2 separate regions of the Homo sapiens genome follow, and region 1 is linked to region 2. A link is an interaction called in ENCODE POLR2A ChIA-PET data of the cell type or tissue named here. Cell type or tissue: endothelial cell of umbilical vein. All regions are shown on one strand. Each heading gives the region's core, and the rest is flanking DNA. Links, peaks and the distances in the headings are about the cores only. Region 1 overlaps DOCK4 (dedicator of cytokinesis 4). Region 2 overlaps DOCK4 (dedicator of cytokinesis 4).

Region 1 (8,344 bases), core at 232-8,231, 51 kb after region 2:
GGGAAACAGAGGCTTTTGCCAAAGCTCTCTGCATTAACTCAGCACCAAACTCAGGTACATCTCACAGCTTCAATGCTTCTCCCTACACATGCTTCCCTCAGCTTTGTAGAGCAACTCTGGAAATCATTCATGAAGGATACGTAGAAAAGGCTTCTCAGCTGGACACGGTGCCTCACACTTGTAATCCCAGCACTTTAGGAGGCCAAGGTGGGCAAATCATGTGGGTCAGGAGTTCAAGACCAGCCTGGCCAGCATGGTGAAACGCCATTGTCTACTAAAAATACAAAAATTAGCTGGGCGTGGTGGCGGGCACCTGTAATCCCAGCTACTCGGGAGGCAAAGGCAGGAGAATCGCTGAAAAACCGCTTGAACCTTGGAGGTGGAAGTTGCAGTGAGCCGAGACCACGCCACTGCACTCCAGCATGGGCAACAGAGTGAGACTCCATCTCAAAAACAAAAAAAGAAGAAAAGGCTCCTCTTTGATTGAAGTGGTACTTGAATTCTGGGGGCAATTTACAGGCCTTTCACTTCCTTAGCAGGAAATTGCAGCCCGGGAACCAGAGTTTGGATATTAAGAAAATAAGCATTTCATCAGGGAAACATTTACTGATGCTAACTACTTGCCAGGTGATTATAGGAGTAGTCAAAGAAATGGTCAACATTGACAGCTCACATGCCTTTGCTGCCCAGGTGTGCTCATCACTGTGCTGAACACCATCCATGTTCTCCATGGGACTCATTCCATTCCCACAGAACCCTGTGAGGCAAATACTGTTATTACCCAAATTTTACAGTCTGAGGAAACTGAAGCACAGCACGGTTAATAGCTGGCTGGGCTCACGTCGTTAATAAGTAGCAGGAATGGGATTTGAACCCACCTATGCAGAAGCCTGAGCCATGCTCCTCACCGCTACTCTGTGCCTGCTTCCCTCTCAAGGAGCAGTAATTACAGCTGGGACAGCCATCAGCTGGTCAGGGGCGGAACCCTCTCCTGTACCACCACCGAGCTTTGTGACCTTTGGCAAATTGCTTCTCTTGTCTGGCCCCAGCTTTCCTCATCTATAAAATACAGATAAGAATACCTACTGCAGAGAGTTGCTGTGAGGAGTACTTGTACTATATTTGTGGATACTTCTGGCTCAGTACATAGAGTGGTATCCAGTCTGCGGTAGATGTTTAGTAAACATTGAGTGAGTGATTATACCGCGCTAAACACATACCACAGCATTTCCTAGGGGGAACTGAATAGAGACAGAGGAGATTGCATGTGAAGGGGAAAAGGTAAACCTTTCTGTTCTAGGTGTTTTTCACACTGTCATGACATAGAATATAGTACCAAGTTAATGTCCCTGCTCATGGTTAGTGGTCTTTTGCAGTTTACAATTTTGACATTAATCGGAAGCATAAATAATCATATGCATATTTTTTCAACATAGCATTTAGTATGCCCTTCACATGATACTGAGCTTTCTGGGGTTTGTACTGGGCCTACTCTGTAGTCTGTTAGTGGTGGAGATCAGCTGGCTCATGTAAACTAGGGAAGCGCAGGGCGAAGAAACTCTGGAAGAACCCGTAGACAGGGCCTTGATCCTTTTTGTGTATAGTTGTGTTTGACAGCTGTGAATGGTTTGGGAACCCTCTGAGGAAATATTAGACTAGAACTCCCCTTGCAATAAATAAATTAAAATACATAAACTTGAAGGAAGCTGTTGAAAGATGGGGAAAATTAGCTTCAGAGGAGACATGGGAGAATTCATGGAAATGATGGGATCCTTTTTGGATGAAATACTGTGCTTCGGCTGGTGGCCAGATTCATGGAGCGGACCCATCTGACTTGCCCATGGGAAGGCGTTAGACTTCCTCCTGCACTGTAAGTGGCCTCAGGAATTTTTATTCCACTTTATGTGTAGAGCTATGGATGAAATTCAAGTAGCACTTCTTTTCTGAGCTAGTCAAAGGATAAATAGGTATTGTTTTCTATTTACTTTCAGTTGTATCTACCCCTTTTCTTCACCTAGGTGTAGGCCCTTTGAGAACAGATACCTAGTCTCCTATATAGATGAAACATTTCATATCTCTGGTATTTACCTCATCTATATAAAACATAGCTAAGAACCAACAAGTAAGTTTCTGAACTACCAAAACAGATTTGCCGAAGTGTGCTAAAGCTCCTCATATTCATTGGTAGCATTTTATTGATTCTTTTTTATTCTTAAATATAAAAGGCTGATTTCTGGAGCAAAATAGTTTAGAAGAGAAAAATCATAATGGCTTTGGGCGTCAGCTTTTGTCCTCTGTGTACCCTCTAGTGTTCGTCCCCCAGCATGGCTGGACATGATAATGGGCCATCTCCCATCCTCACTTGGCCTCCACCTTCGTTCCAGCTGTTGTTGTTGACCCTTCAGAACTCTGGGGAGAAATGGGCAGGAAAACGAAGTACAAATAGTTGGATAAGTATAGAGAAAATTTAAGGAGTTATGCTGAGAAATCCCAAATGAAATTTGGATTAGATCATGTGTTAGGATTAGATCATGTTTTACCAGAGTTCTGATGGTGACATAACATGAAAGAAACATCTAAAGCCAGGCCATTGTGATTGGCAGTGACCACACCTTTTCATTATATTCTTGCTCCCTGAAAAGCCCAGCTTTAGTTCACTTATTAAATTTCCTTAATTTTTTTTTTTTTTTTTTTTTTTACTTTTAGGGTACCAGTGACTCTTTGGCATAGAAAGCCAAGTCAGTTTTGGCCTATCTTCTGTGCCACATGGTCTTACGGTGCTCTCAGGTTTGAGTTTCTGAAGGTATGATCGTTTAAGTCGGAGACTACAACACATGATTGACATTTCCCCTTTCTCCAAAACAAATGTAAATTCTAAAATATTGGTTTTTCACGAGACCAGTCGGGATAAGCTACAGACTGCATGAAGGGCATTAAGTGTTCAGACTGATACTTGTTTTGTTTAGTTTTGTTTTATGCTTTAACAAGCAAAAGGACCTGCCACAGCTGGGGAATAGTGTGAAGGTGAACTTTTTTACCTGGGGGGTTCAGGATTGATGCACAGTGAGTAGCTTTATATGAGTTACTTCTAGCAGGACCCAACTAGATTTTGGAAAACTGACAGGGTGATCTATTATTTCTACACATGTATGAGGATAAAAAAGGTTCAGTCTTGTGGCAAAGAAAGGAAAATATTAGCTCTTAACTCATCTGTTTTGAGGAGATCTTGGTTACCCTGTCCTGTTTGCTTATTGTGTCAGAACTCAGGTGGGTGCGGAGCAGGTGGTGATTGAGAAACACTCAGTACTTGTATATATCTGTCACACAGCTTCAAACACAATGTAGGAAAGTTTTTCTGTATAATGCTGGGTATTTTTAACTCTGCAGCTCCAATTGTAAATTGGGATTTTCTGCCATAGTATGACTTAGTTCTAGGCTTAACTCCTAGGTAAGCAAACAAACAAATTGACTTTCCTGGTTGCCTGTGTTTTTAGGAAGAACTCACAGCAAAATGCAGAATTTTTTTTAAAGACTTCATCCCCTAGTAGGCAAATCTGCTATTCTGGATTTATTAAAAAGTTTAAAGATTGAACAAACATTTAGTATACTAAAAAGACCTTAAAACTCAGTGATTAAAAAATTCTCAAAAAGTATCTTAATTTTTAAATTGTATTTCCTTTAGCTATAAGAGGTAAAGATAGGAAAGACAGCAGGGAAATTTATTTATTTATGTTTCCATTTTACCAGAAGCTGATAAACTCAGAATTTTTAAGCATATAACTTTGGGGTCTTGATGGCCTATGGTCAGTGTTTTGATCCATTTACTTAGATTGAGAAATAGCTGAATTATTCATTTATATAGATTGCTTTTTAACTTCCAGAATTCATTAAAACTATATTCACATTAACACGTATTATTAATAGTGAAACTATTAGTAAATTGTCAATATAGTTATAACTATTTGTTAGTAATAACAAATGACTGTTAGCAGAGGCTATAAAATAAGATAGTTTTTAATTACAGTCATTAATAAAAGGAGAAAAAGTCATATCTTATATGTACTTTCATGCAGGTACACCTTATTCTAGCCATGCTTAGTCATTTGAGCTCTTGATTCTTCTTTTTGTTAATGGGAATTATCTGTAAATTCTTGCACACCTAAGGAACAATATGTCTCATCCTCAATTTAATTTTTGAACGTTGAATATATTTTTGGAACTTTTTAAATTGTCTTCCAAAAAATGAAATACTTTGAATTGTTTAACATTTTTCTTTTGAATCTTATTATCTTTGGGCACTTGTTATTTCACTTTGCATTAGCTGGATCGCAATGTTATGGGTACCCACTTTGTATATGAGCACCAAGGGCATGCACATTGTCAGATTTAGTTCATGGACAGACCAAGTCACCTCTGTTGATGGTCAGAAAAATAAAAACAAATGCAAAATTATCATTTGAACCAAAGAACTGCAATAGATGGATTGTTCCTAATTAACCTATTGTGAAATCAGTGACTGCTTTTGGCCCTAACACCAGACCTATTGTTTGTTTTTGAAGATATTTTGGAAAATTTATCTCATTTGTTTGGCAAGTTTCATAGTAGAGGGGAAAGGAGAAATATTTCTAAAGATTTTAACCCTAGCTAAGCATAGGGATTTTGATTTCCATGAAAAAATGGGTGGGGTGGGGGAGGGGGATGTAGGGAGTATTTTTTTCAAGTTTCTTTTAAATAATGTAGCTTTTGGCAAACAAAGACAACCCAGATTTCAATTATTGTAGACAACATCTGGAATCAATAGTTTCTGAAATTTACAGTGAGAAGAAAGTTATGGAAAGCTAATTTCATTAGCTTATAAAATTGGAAGAGCAGAAGAAGAGAGGGCATGATTCCCAGGGGAACCTGGTGCCCTCTAAAAACCCTGAGGAGGAATTTAAAAGTTCATTTATAATTGATAAGTGCTGAGTTGGTAATGTTCATTTTTATCCTGATTTGGCTATTACAGTTTCATGAATTTTGCCTTAACTTGTTATTAAAATCTCTATGATAAACAAGCAGCATTTTTTTCCTTAATATCTTTTCATTTTAAAAATAGTCATTGAGAGGAAGCAGAAAGGCTTCATAGAGAATTTATACAGTGGAAATAACAGAGTTTTATTAGTTTCCTAGATAACATAAGCCACATGAATACTGGTTGCCTGTGTTTTTTTTTTTTTTTTTTTTTTTTTTTTTTTTTTTTTGAGCTGGAGTCTTGCTGTGTTGCCCAGGCTGGGTTCACACCATTCTCCTGCCTCAGCCTCCTGAGTAGCTGGGACTACAGGTGCCCGCCACCATGCCCGGCTAATTTTTTGTATTTTTTTTAGTAGAGACGGGGTTTCACCGTGTTAGCCAGGATGGTCTCGCTCTCCTGACCTCGTGATCCACCTGCCTCTTTTAGGAAGAACCATGAATGCCAGGTTTACAAGTACCATATGTAGAATGATGTGAGTGTTCCTATAAGGCCTTTCTAGTCCCAGTACTGTGCAAGTCTGAAGAATGGCTGACCTGGGCTTGACCCAGATCCCAGAAGACATGAGTCTTCATTCCCTCAACTCCCATTGGTGAGGTAGCTACTATATTTTCCACAGGGGTTGGGATAGGGTGTGGTTGAGAGATTGGTGTTCTCAGTGCAGCTATGTTCCCTTGGGGAAAAGGGAAATGATGGAAGAAAGCAAGGTGTGTTCATAATTATCCAGTCTCTCCTGAGGGCTGTGAACAGTATGGATGGATCGCCAGGTTGTGGCAAAGTTAGGGTGAGGCTTTTCAGGAATCAAGGTTTTCTAGGTCAGGTGGAGAAACACAGTACTGAGGAAGAGTCAGCTCATGTTCATTGTGTCTCCACATTTGCCAAGACCTCTCTACCTCTCCCATACTATATTGCCTCTGCTATGTATAAATCCCTCCCATCACCCAGTTTTCATTACATGTGTAATTATTATTTCAGTTGTTTAATCGATTAAGTAGGCTATTATGAGGTAGCTTCAGAATTTAGTTACTGATTCCAACTAGCCAACTTTATAACATTTCCAAAATGTAAATCCTTTGTAAGATGCTCACTGTAGTTTGAAGCCAGTGTCTTATTTTAAGTAAGATTTTAATAGTTAAAATCAGTTAAGCCATACATACAGTATGCCACAGAATTAATAACTTGTGATAGCTTCTGTGAATATCAGTAAGTCCTAAGACCTTAGTTAAAAATAAGTGTTATTATACAAAATAATTAGGAAGTCTAGATTCCTGCCAGAAAATGAAACAAATATATATAATTTTATCTAGATTCCTTTATAAGTCAGTGATAATTGCAGTGAAGCTAGAGAGTTTGATTCAAACCTGAAGATGATTACAGTTAATCGTAGGACCCATCGAATTTTCCTTGAAAATGTTGGCTGAAATCGCTCAAAAGCAATCTTTTAACCAAACACCCATATACAAATTATTTGGTTAAGGAAGTAATATCTAAAGAGATCATGCCGTGTATGAAAATTGGACAAAAACGTTAATTTGTTTCCATTTTCTGAAATAAATGAAATGTTTTTCATTTTCTGAAACACTTGAAATTTCACCTGATATACTGAGTAGTCGTTTCAAGGATGCCTATGGTAGTAGTATTAATTTTGTACTTTATGTTAAAGAAATCAAGACTAAACTAAGTATATTGTATCCACTTCAAAAAGAACCCATTACAGGTTTTGATTGCAATTGAAATAATCCAGCTGTGTCTGAATAACCCTGTGACAAACATCATGATTAGAAATGGCTAAGGTTGCAAGGCAAAAATTATCAATGGATGTTATGAGATATGATGAAAAACAGTATATTTGCATAGTCTGAAAGTATCTTCCCTTAAGATACTTGTTACTTACAAAGGCAAAAATAGTAACTGTACAGTGGAGAAACCTGGGACACTTAACCAAGTGATCAAAGTTAATATCACCAGTAATAAAACCTATCACCATCATGTACCTCCTGATGAGATACACCAAGCAGGGCACACCATCACTTCTGTGATATTCATGCCAAAAATGCATATTCTACATTTAATTGTGAGGAAACAACCCAAAATTTAGAGATACTCTGCAAAATAAATGGCCAATATCCTTAAAAGTAGCCAAAGTCATGAAAGACAAATACTGAGAAACAGTCCAATATGGGAAGAGACTAAGAAAATGTAACAACTAAATGTGCAATCCTGGACAGGACAAAGATGACATTAGTTGGACAAGTGGTGAAATTTGCATATGAACTGGAGAATAGTTAATAGTATAAGTTATGGTTTAAATGTTTTTGTCCCCTCCAAAACTTATGTTGAAATGTAATCCTTTTAAAAACTCAGGTGTTGCCAAAAAGACAGTATTAAGAGGTGGGACCTTAAGAAATGATTGGACCATGGGGACTCCTCCCTTGTTAATGGGATTAAGGCCCTATTCAAAGAGGCTTCAGGCTGTGTTTGGGTAGTTTACACTCATGTTCTTCGTCCTTCCACCATGTGAAGACAAAGCAGAAAGGCTCTTAGCACAATGCCAGTACCTTGATCTTGGACTTGCTAGCTTCCAGAACTGTGAGAATTAAATTTCTTTATAAATTACCCAGCCTGTGATATTCTGTTACAGCAGCACAAAATGGACTAAGACAGTATATTTTTTCAACATTAACTTCCTGGTTTTGGTAAATGTACTATATTTATTTAAGAGCTTCACATTTGCTGAAGCTTATTTAAGAATATATCTTTATACTATTTGTGTTACTTTCTTCTTTTCTTTCCTTCTGTTACCAGAAAGGGGTCCTGATCCAGACCCCAAGAGAGGGTTCTTGGATCTCAAGCAAGAAAGAATTCAGGGCAAGTCCACCGAGCAAAGTGAAAGCAAGTTTATTGGAGAAGTAGAGATAAAAGAATGGCTACTCCATAGACAGAGCAGCCCTGAGGGCTGCTAGCTGGCTATTTTTATGGTTATTTCTTGATTATATGCTAAACCAAGAGTGGATTATTCTTGGAGTTACCAAGGAAAGGGATGGGCAATTCCCAGAACTGAGGGTTCTTCCCCTTTAGACCATGTAGGGTAACTTCCAGATGTTGCCATAACATGTGTAAATTGTCCTGGTGCTGGTGGGAGTGTGTTTTAGCATGCTAATGCATTATAACTAGCGTATAATGAAGTGAGGACCACCAGAGGTCAGTTTCGTTGCCATCTTGGTTTTGGTGGGTTTCAGTTCTTTACCACATCTTATTTTATCAGCAATGTCCTAATGACCTGTATTTTAGCCCTGCCAACATCCTAATTCATCCTATGACTAAGAATGCCCAACC
Region 2 (8,344 bases), core at 201-8,200:
TGTCCCTTCTTCCTTCTCAGCCTTGCAGTCCCCCACTAGTATCCCCATGGCAGATCTAGGAGCCAGCAACTGGCAAAGCAGAAATGAGGTTTGCAGAATTGTTAGCCCAGCATCACAGAGGAGGATGAATTTGTAGTTGGTAGACAAAGGTTTAATAACCGACACAGAAGAATAAATGCCTTCTTCCTGTTTGGCTATGAGCCCCTTGATATAGGAGTTGTGTGTTATTTATTTCCAGTTCCCAAATATCTAAAATCTAAATCATTTTATAACTCATTTGACAGTAAAAAATCTAACCTGTGGATGTAATATTTGCTCATGTTGCTGCAAAAATATTAATCCTGCCTGGATACTCACCCACATCTGCCTGGGAGGGTTTATAATACATGATATTTAACCCAAATTATTTTGTAAAACCTGGAGAAATTATTTTTTATTTTTAACGTGAAAGTCATTTATGTGAAAGTAACCAAAAAGGCTTATTACACAGTAGTCAAAAGGCATGCTAAAACTCATTTTAGATACAACTATTTTTTCTCTTTTATTTTTACTGGACATGTAATCATTGTACAAATTTATGGGATACAGAGTGATATTTTGATTCGTGTATAGATTCAATTCATGTATAGAGTGTATAATGATAAATCGGGGTAATTAGCATACCTCAAACATTTAAAATCTTCTAGTTTTCTGAAAATATATAATAAATTATAATTAACCACCTTCACCCTACAGTGCTACAGAATACTAGAGCTCATTTCTCCTATCTAGTTATAATTTTGTATCTGTTAACCAACTTCTCCCAGTACCCTCCTCCCCCATCTCCTCCCCAGCCTCTGATACTCACAGTCCTACTCTCTACTTCCATGTGTTCAAAATTATTTTTAGCTCCCATAGATAAGTGAGATCATGTGGTGTTTATCTTTCTGTGCTTGACATATTTTGCTTAACATAATATCTTCCAGGCTTATCCATGTTGCTGTGAATTACAGGATTTCATACTTTTTTATGGCTGAATAATATTTCCTTGTATACATACACAATGAAATATTATTCAGCCATAAAGATTGAAATCCTTTTTTACATTACATTTTATTATCTGTAATAATACATGTAATACATGTATTATTTTACATTACATTATTGTAAAGAAAATACATTTTCTTTATCCATTCATGTGTTGAGGGACATTAAGGTTTATTCTATATCATAGCTATTGTGGATAATGCGACAGTAAACATGGGGATGCAGGTATTCCTTTGATATACTGATTTCCTTTCCATTGGGTAAATACCCAGTAGTGGGATTATTACTGGCAGGGAATCTATACAGGTCTGCAGCAACCTCAATTCTTGGCTCCTCAGAAGAAAAAACTTGATAGAGGGACATAGACAAAATGAGAGACCTAGGCAGGTTTTAGGACATGAGTGGAAGTTCATTAAAAAGCTTTTGAGTAGGAATGGAAGGAAGTAAATAATTCTTGGAAGAGGGCCAAGCAGACGACCTAGAGATCAAGGGCACTGTTTGACCTTTGACCTTGGGTTTTAGATGTTCCCATGCTTCTGGGGGTGTTGTGATCCCTTCTCCCCTGATTCTTCCCTTGGGGTGGGCTGTCTGCATGCGCAGTGGCCTGCCAGCACGTGGGAGGGGCTGCATGAGCAGTGTGATTACTGGAGTTGTACTCATGCTCACTTGAGGCATTCTTCCCTTACCAGTATAAAGTTCCCAGAGGAAGGTTGTATACCAGTAAAGCTCCGCCATTTTACCTCTTAGTGTGCATTTGTGAGACCACTTGCTCAGCTTCTGAGATCTTATCAGGAAGCTGCTGATCACCAGTTTCAGGTGTTGCTATCTGTTGGGAGATGGCCACTTCCTGGTGCTGGCTGCAACAAATACTATTTTAGGGAGACAGTTTAACAACCTCCTGACCATCACCTGATGGTTGCCTGACATTCCTGGTGGCAGGGGCCAGGTGAGGGGCTCTTCTGGCCTGCTCATGTCTGCCTCACTGCCTACTGTAACAGGATTGCTGGGTCATATGATAGCTCCAGTTTTAGTTTTTTGGAGAAATCTCTGTACTGTTTTTGCTAGTGGCTGTACTACTTTACATTCCTACCAACAAAATATAAGGATTCCCTTTTGTCTGCATCCCCAAACCTGGAGAAATTCTAAATTACACAACACATCTGACCCTAGCGTTATCAGATAAGGGATTAAGGATCACAAGGTCTAACAAAATGTCTTGTGTAGTTTAGTAAAGATTCCATGAATTGATAATAGATTGTTTACTAACTTCTTGTTGTCATGTTATTTTGCAAGCTGATACTCTGGTTATAGATAGATTTTTTTTCCACATGTGAGAATTTTTAAAGAGGTAATAAATCTGTGAGCTCTTTGTAGTTACTGAGTACATGGAAATATCATGGTTTATTGGAGCTTTGGAAAAGGATATGGAAGCTCTTTTGATAGAGCCTCAGAGAAAGAAAAGAGAAGATGTTTTGAATTCCCAATAGCTATGGTGTTCAAACAGGTTATGACTCAGAAAATAATTTTCACATTGGTTTGCAGGAAGATGAGTTCAGCAAGGTGAGGGATATTCTACTTCAATCTATGATAGTCAAGAAATTTCACTAAAATTGTAAACATATAGAGGAGGAATCTGGAGTTTCATTGGTTTGATCTTTTTAACTAGAAATATGAGATAATTCTTTACCCTTCCTTTGACAAGATTTTGATGGTAACTTCCTAATAGATTTATTTCTGTCAATATTACATATTGCTGTTGGTACATTTTTCTAAAGCTACTGTACTTTTAGTTTTTCCTCTGCTAAGGCAAGGACATCCAAATAAGAAGATTTTGGCAGGTAATTGTGAATAAAAATACATTGAAAGGTTAGAAAATATTTTAAAGGATTATACTTGTATTTCTTTCAGAAGATTGAAGACTGCTCTGAATACGTAAATACTTTTACAATTTGTATGGCATTCCTATTGGAATAGAATCATTCAATTTCGAGTAATAATAGGACTTTTTAACTTTTAATTTTTTATATGTTTGCATTCTCGTGGCAGAATAACAATTTACGGTTTAAATCAGGTAGGGTCTGTTAAACTTCAGACTATTAATATTAATCTTAATGATGCTGAGGAATTCCCTTTGTTTCTCCTCGGTCAGTATTGATTGGGTCTTCCAACATGTTTAATACACTCTGCCAGGTGCTGTGGAATATACATGAGGGAAAAGTCTGAAAGATAAAAATGAAGGAGAAATGAAGTAATAATTAAGAATAGTAGAAAAAAATCTGTGTCCGAGTTTTTACATTCATTGCCAGCATCAGATATCAACAAAGGTACAAGATATCAGGAGGAGAGCTCTGTTGTGGGCTGTGGCAAAGATAAAATCATATTATAAGCAATGCTATTATTTTAAAAACAAAATGATTTTGTAGAACAAATTGGTTTTTTCCTACTATCAGGTAACCCAAAGGCACTATTGATCTGGTGGCAAGGAATTCTGGGTAGTCAACTGTCTTCTGCCAACTGCTTTACTTACAGCATTTGCCTGAAGGCTTTTTGTTTTGTTATGTTTTGTTTTTTGCTTTTTAGGTAGAAAGAGGTCGTAGCTGAATGGCTCACATCTCTTTGGTCACTGTCACTGCTTACCTCGTGCCCCTTCAACCCAGCCATGTACACGACACCAGCTGATTCTTAAACGGTCACCTGAGCAAACTCATGAAGCTCCAGGGAATAGGAGGAGGAGGAGAAAGGCAGGGCCAGTGTGCCTAAGACTTTTCCTTTTCCCTTAGATTTAGGCGATTTCTTTTTTTGTTCACTTCCTAATATGAGCTGTGTCTCATGACCTCAGTTTATTTTTATTTTTAATTTTATAGTTTTTTTTTAGTGGTTCATTTTAATAAAACTTTATCACCAAAACAACCCATGGCTTCAAATACAGTTTTCAAATCTCCGTCTCTGGGCAGGCCTTTTTCCTGGGCTTCAGGAACCTAAATATTCAACTACTCCTTAAATACTGTCAGCTTGTTATTCCACAGGTTCTAAAATTCAGCCTGAATAAAACTTAAATCCTATTTCCCTGAGAAATATTAGGTTGGTGCAGAAGTAATTGGTGCAAAAGTAAGTGTGATTTTTGGCATTTTTTTTTAATGGCAAAAACCACAGTTACTTTTGCACTAACCTAATATATCAATTCCCATAGTTACTCTCAGTGAATGGCATTATCATTCATGTGCTTGCTTAAGCCCGAAGTGCTGAAATCATAATATCCCTTCCTTCTTCCTCCCACCCCTGTATCTAAAGGGTTCCCATCTACTTCTAAGTCCACATCCTAAATAGTCTTTTAATTAGTCATCTCCTATTTAACTCTGTTGTCATTATATTCATTTGGCCTGAAGATTTCCTGCCTGCTACTATAGCTGCTTTCTACCTAGCCCTATTGTTCTTTCACCTCATCTAATCCATCTTCCACACTGCCATTAAAATGAACTTGTTGAGTTGTGATTCTCATCCTTGACTGCTCCAAATCCTTCAATGGATCACCATTGTTTTCTGGCTAAGATCGGAACTCCTGTCAAAAACTGACCAGCTTTTCTTTCCACCCTAATGTTCCACTATGACTCAGTTTGTGTACTGTGTAACTCTCTTCCCATGGCTGCACGTGCCCTTTTGTTTCCATCCTTTGCTCTTCCCTCTTCCTTGCCTGTTTGACAATTTCTAGCTTGGTACTTTCTGTTTTAGGAGGCATTTTCTATTTTCCTTTATTTTTCTTATTTCTTTTTTAATGCAGTGGATCTGTTTCAATGGAGAGACATTTTCTATTTTCTACCGCTGAGTTGGGTACTCTTGATCTTTGCTCTGATACCAGTCCATGCTCTTGTCACCGTATATCCACCACCACCACTAATTGTAACAGCAACAAGAACAAGGAAGCCAAGTTTTAAAGAGAAAGCTCTTGTGTGAGGCTCTTTGTACTGTATATGTGTTATTTCATTAAGTCCTCAGAACGACCCTGTGAGACAGGTGGGTACCATTGTCTTTGTCTTAGAGGTAAGGAAACTGAGAACGACAGTTTTAGCCAGTTTTCTCTAAGTCTTCCAATAAGAGGTAGAATTGAGATTCAAGTAAGTTATTCTTAATGTAGAGTCCTATCTAGTAACAATGACATGATGCTACTTACCTCATTAGGCTGAGAGCCCCTTAAAGGCAAGAATTATGTCTTTCATTAATAGTTGGTTGAGTGAGTGCCTGAATGAGAAGATGAGCAAAGGCATGCGTGTTATAAAAACATTTAGCCTGCAGTGCCAACAATAACTCAATCTTCTCAGGAGAAAAGTACTGAGCTGTTATCCACCCAATGACAAAAGTTTGCTCGGTGTACAAACTTGGTGTTACGTAGACGGCTTGGTGTACAAGCCATCACTGTCTGGCAGTACTAATGTCAGGCAACAGATAATCATTTGGGCACTCAGAATAGCCAGTCTGTTATTCAAGATATGCAAGAGTGCATTTTAAATGTCAAGCACATTTACTTCTTTGAGGGAGGCACATTTTATACAGGAGTGAAGAATTAGAGATAGAAGTTGGAAATTCTTCCTAATGATATCATTCATTAATATTTCTCTTTTTTGTTGTTTTTAAATGTTTCAGCTGGTTATTTTCATGTTAACTCATTAAAAAAGTTATTCTCTGGTGAGGCACTTGGGGACAATCAGAAGAGATAGAGATCCTACATCTCAGGGCTCTCTGAATCCTCAAGAAGTACCTTGGGACATTATTTCAATCAGAGTGTGAATACCCACTAACTACAGAGCCTACAAGAGGTGCTTGGGGATGCAGGATGAATGAGACACCATGTCTGTCTCTAGAAAGATGAGTCTCGCTGCAGCCGATGGGAATATCAGAGAAGATATTTTGCTCTTTAGGTTGCCTTATAGGCTTCTCATTGCCTAAGGCAGAGTCATAATTATAATAATTTATATGCATTTGCAATGTGTCAGGAACTGTGCTAAGCACTCAATGTGGGTTCTTTTGTCTAATTCTCACCATAAGTTTATGAGGTAGATATTGTTACCTCTGTCTTACAGATGAGGAAACTGAGGTTTAGAGAGGGTAAATAACTTGTCCACATTCACATACGTAGAAGGGATGGAGCTGGAATTCACACCCAAAGCCAGTGTGCTCTTAATCATAGTACTATGCTACCTCCCTATCTGACCCAAAGCAATCTGGGTAAATATAACTGTCAAGATCATTACAGGGTGCTCTAACATTGTTTTATCTTTTCAAGGAACCAACAAGGGATGCAGGTACTCTCACCACTTTACAGTTGAAGAAACTGACCCAGAAGGATTTTTCCTGGACCAAAGTCATACTGCTGTTATACTAGATTATGAGTACAATAGTGCAGTCTTCTTTGCAAACTCCCCAGTAGCAAGTAAACAAACAAGAACAGCAGATTATGTGTGAACAAAGAGATCTGGTGCTTATTATATATTTCTTCAATTCATTTTTCTTTTCCCTTGTTGTGTGAGACATGCATAATTTTCTTGGCTCTGTATATAATTACATACCTGCTTTGAGATGAACATTCTTAAGTGTAGTGATTAATGGTCTGGGATTGGACGTAGTCGCCCTGCAGTCTAAGTTATTCAATATCTTTCACCAAAAATGCTAATAATTAAACTGCCAGTGGCAACAAACAGCCAGGGTTTGTGCTGATAGATGTCTGCTGTAGTTTTCCATGGCAGTAATGTGGTAAGCATTGAAACGTTTCCTGGGGATTTCAAGTGGTAGCCTTTGAAGGTGTGTTTTGTACATCTCTCCTGCCCTGGGGAGCTTTCCTGTTCCCCACAGGTACTGACTGGAAAGAAGTCAAAGCCGTAAGTTCTAGAAGAGTTGGCAGGAAACTCATCTCTGCCCATTTTCTACAAGTAATGCTGCTTCCAAGCAGGCAGCAGCCCCAGTACTTTACTGTGACATTTACATTATCCTTTTTTTTCTTTTTTAGCCCTCCAGTTATCACCCAATGAGAATGTAAAATACTTCATCTTCTCTCTAGTATATTTTTTACTCCTTTAAAACTTAGCTGAAGTCGTACCTTCTTAGAGTTCACCACCCTGGCTGAATCATACCTATCCTCCTCTCTCTTCCCTATCTCAGATTGCTTTTAATTGCCCTGGCCAGCCATCCAGAAAGAAGCACTGTCTTAATGGCCTTTCTGACCAGGACCTCGATGTCAGGATGTTGATGGGTTGGTTTGTCTGGTATCATGGCAGTAGCCAGTTCAAATCTAGGAGTAGGAACCATCTTTTTTTTTTTTTTTTAAGTAAAGGTGTTTTTTTTTTCTGATTATAAATATAATAATGTTTATTGTGTAACTTTTTTGGGTGTTTTTTGAGACAGAGTCTTGCTCTGTCTGGAGTGCAGTGGCACGATCTTGGCTCACTGCAACCTCCACCTCCCTGGGTGAAGCAATCCTCTCACTATAGCCTTCTGAGTAGCTGAGACCACAGGTGCCTATCACTATGCCCAGTGGGTTTTGGGTTTTGTTTGGTTTGGTTTGGTTTTTTTGTGTGTGTGTGTGTGTGGAGACGGGGTTTTGCCATATTGCCCAGGCTGGTCCCAAACTCCTGGGCTCAAGCAGTCCTCCTGCTTCAGCTTCCCAAAGTGCTGGGATTACAGGCATGAGCCACTGTGCCCAGCCCATTGTATAACAGTTTTAAATGAGATAAAAAGAAGAGACATGAAGTCATCTTTGAACTCGCCACTTGCAGGTGACCAATATGTTAATTTGGGTTCTCCAGAGACACAGAGCCAATAGGAGATATATATATATATATATATATATATATATATATATATATATATATATATATGTATATGTATATATGTATATGTATATGTATAATATGTGTATATATGTATATGTGTGTATATATACACGTATATATGTATACACGTGTATATATGTATATGTGTATATATACATATACACACGTGTATATATACGTATATATGTGTGTATGTATATATATGTGTGTGTGTATATATATAGAGAGAGAGAGAGAGGGAGAGAGAGAAAGCATGCTATATGAGAGGGGATTTATTAGGGCAATTGGCTTATGCAATAATGAAGACTGAGTTGTCCCATGATAGGCCATCTGCAAGCTGGAAAACCAGGTAAGCCAGTAGAGTGGCTTAGTCCAAGTCTAAAGGCCTCAGAACCAGGAAGGCTCAGGCTGAAGGCCTGAGAACCTGGACTTATGTCCAAGGACAGTAAAAGAAGAGTGTCCCTGCTCCAAAAGAGAGAGTGAGCAAAATAGTCTTT

What was found. Peaks named below come from ENCODE experiments on the same cell type or tissue, not always from the same donor. Only the 100,000 strongest peaks of a DNase experiment are listed, where the experiment ranks them.
Region 1: POLR2A ChIA-PET joins it to region 2 with 15 read pairs; 3 of 35 experiments call an interaction of 5 or more read pairs at or near these places.

The regions. Positions count from the first base shown.
Region 1 is chr7:112,015,040-112,023,383 of GRCh38, reverse strand. All of the region lies in intron 1 of DOCK4 (dedicator of cytokinesis 4), which reads left to right. Among named protein-coding and RNA genes, the nearest start is that of DOCK4, 190 kb to the left of the region's middle. In endothelial cell of umbilical vein, for the core only: no CTCF peak of the experiment used is centred there; no DNase peak of the experiment used is centred there; H3K27ac peaks cover 911 bases.
Region 2 is chr7:112,066,239-112,074,582 of GRCh38, reverse strand. All of the region lies in intron 1 of DOCK4 (dedicator of cytokinesis 4), which reads left to right. Among named protein-coding and RNA genes, the nearest start is that of DOCK4, 140 kb to the left of the region's middle. In endothelial cell of umbilical vein, for the core only: no CTCF peak of the experiment used is centred there; DNase peaks (open chromatin) are centred at 2,514 and 4,472; H3K27ac peaks cover 1,992 bases.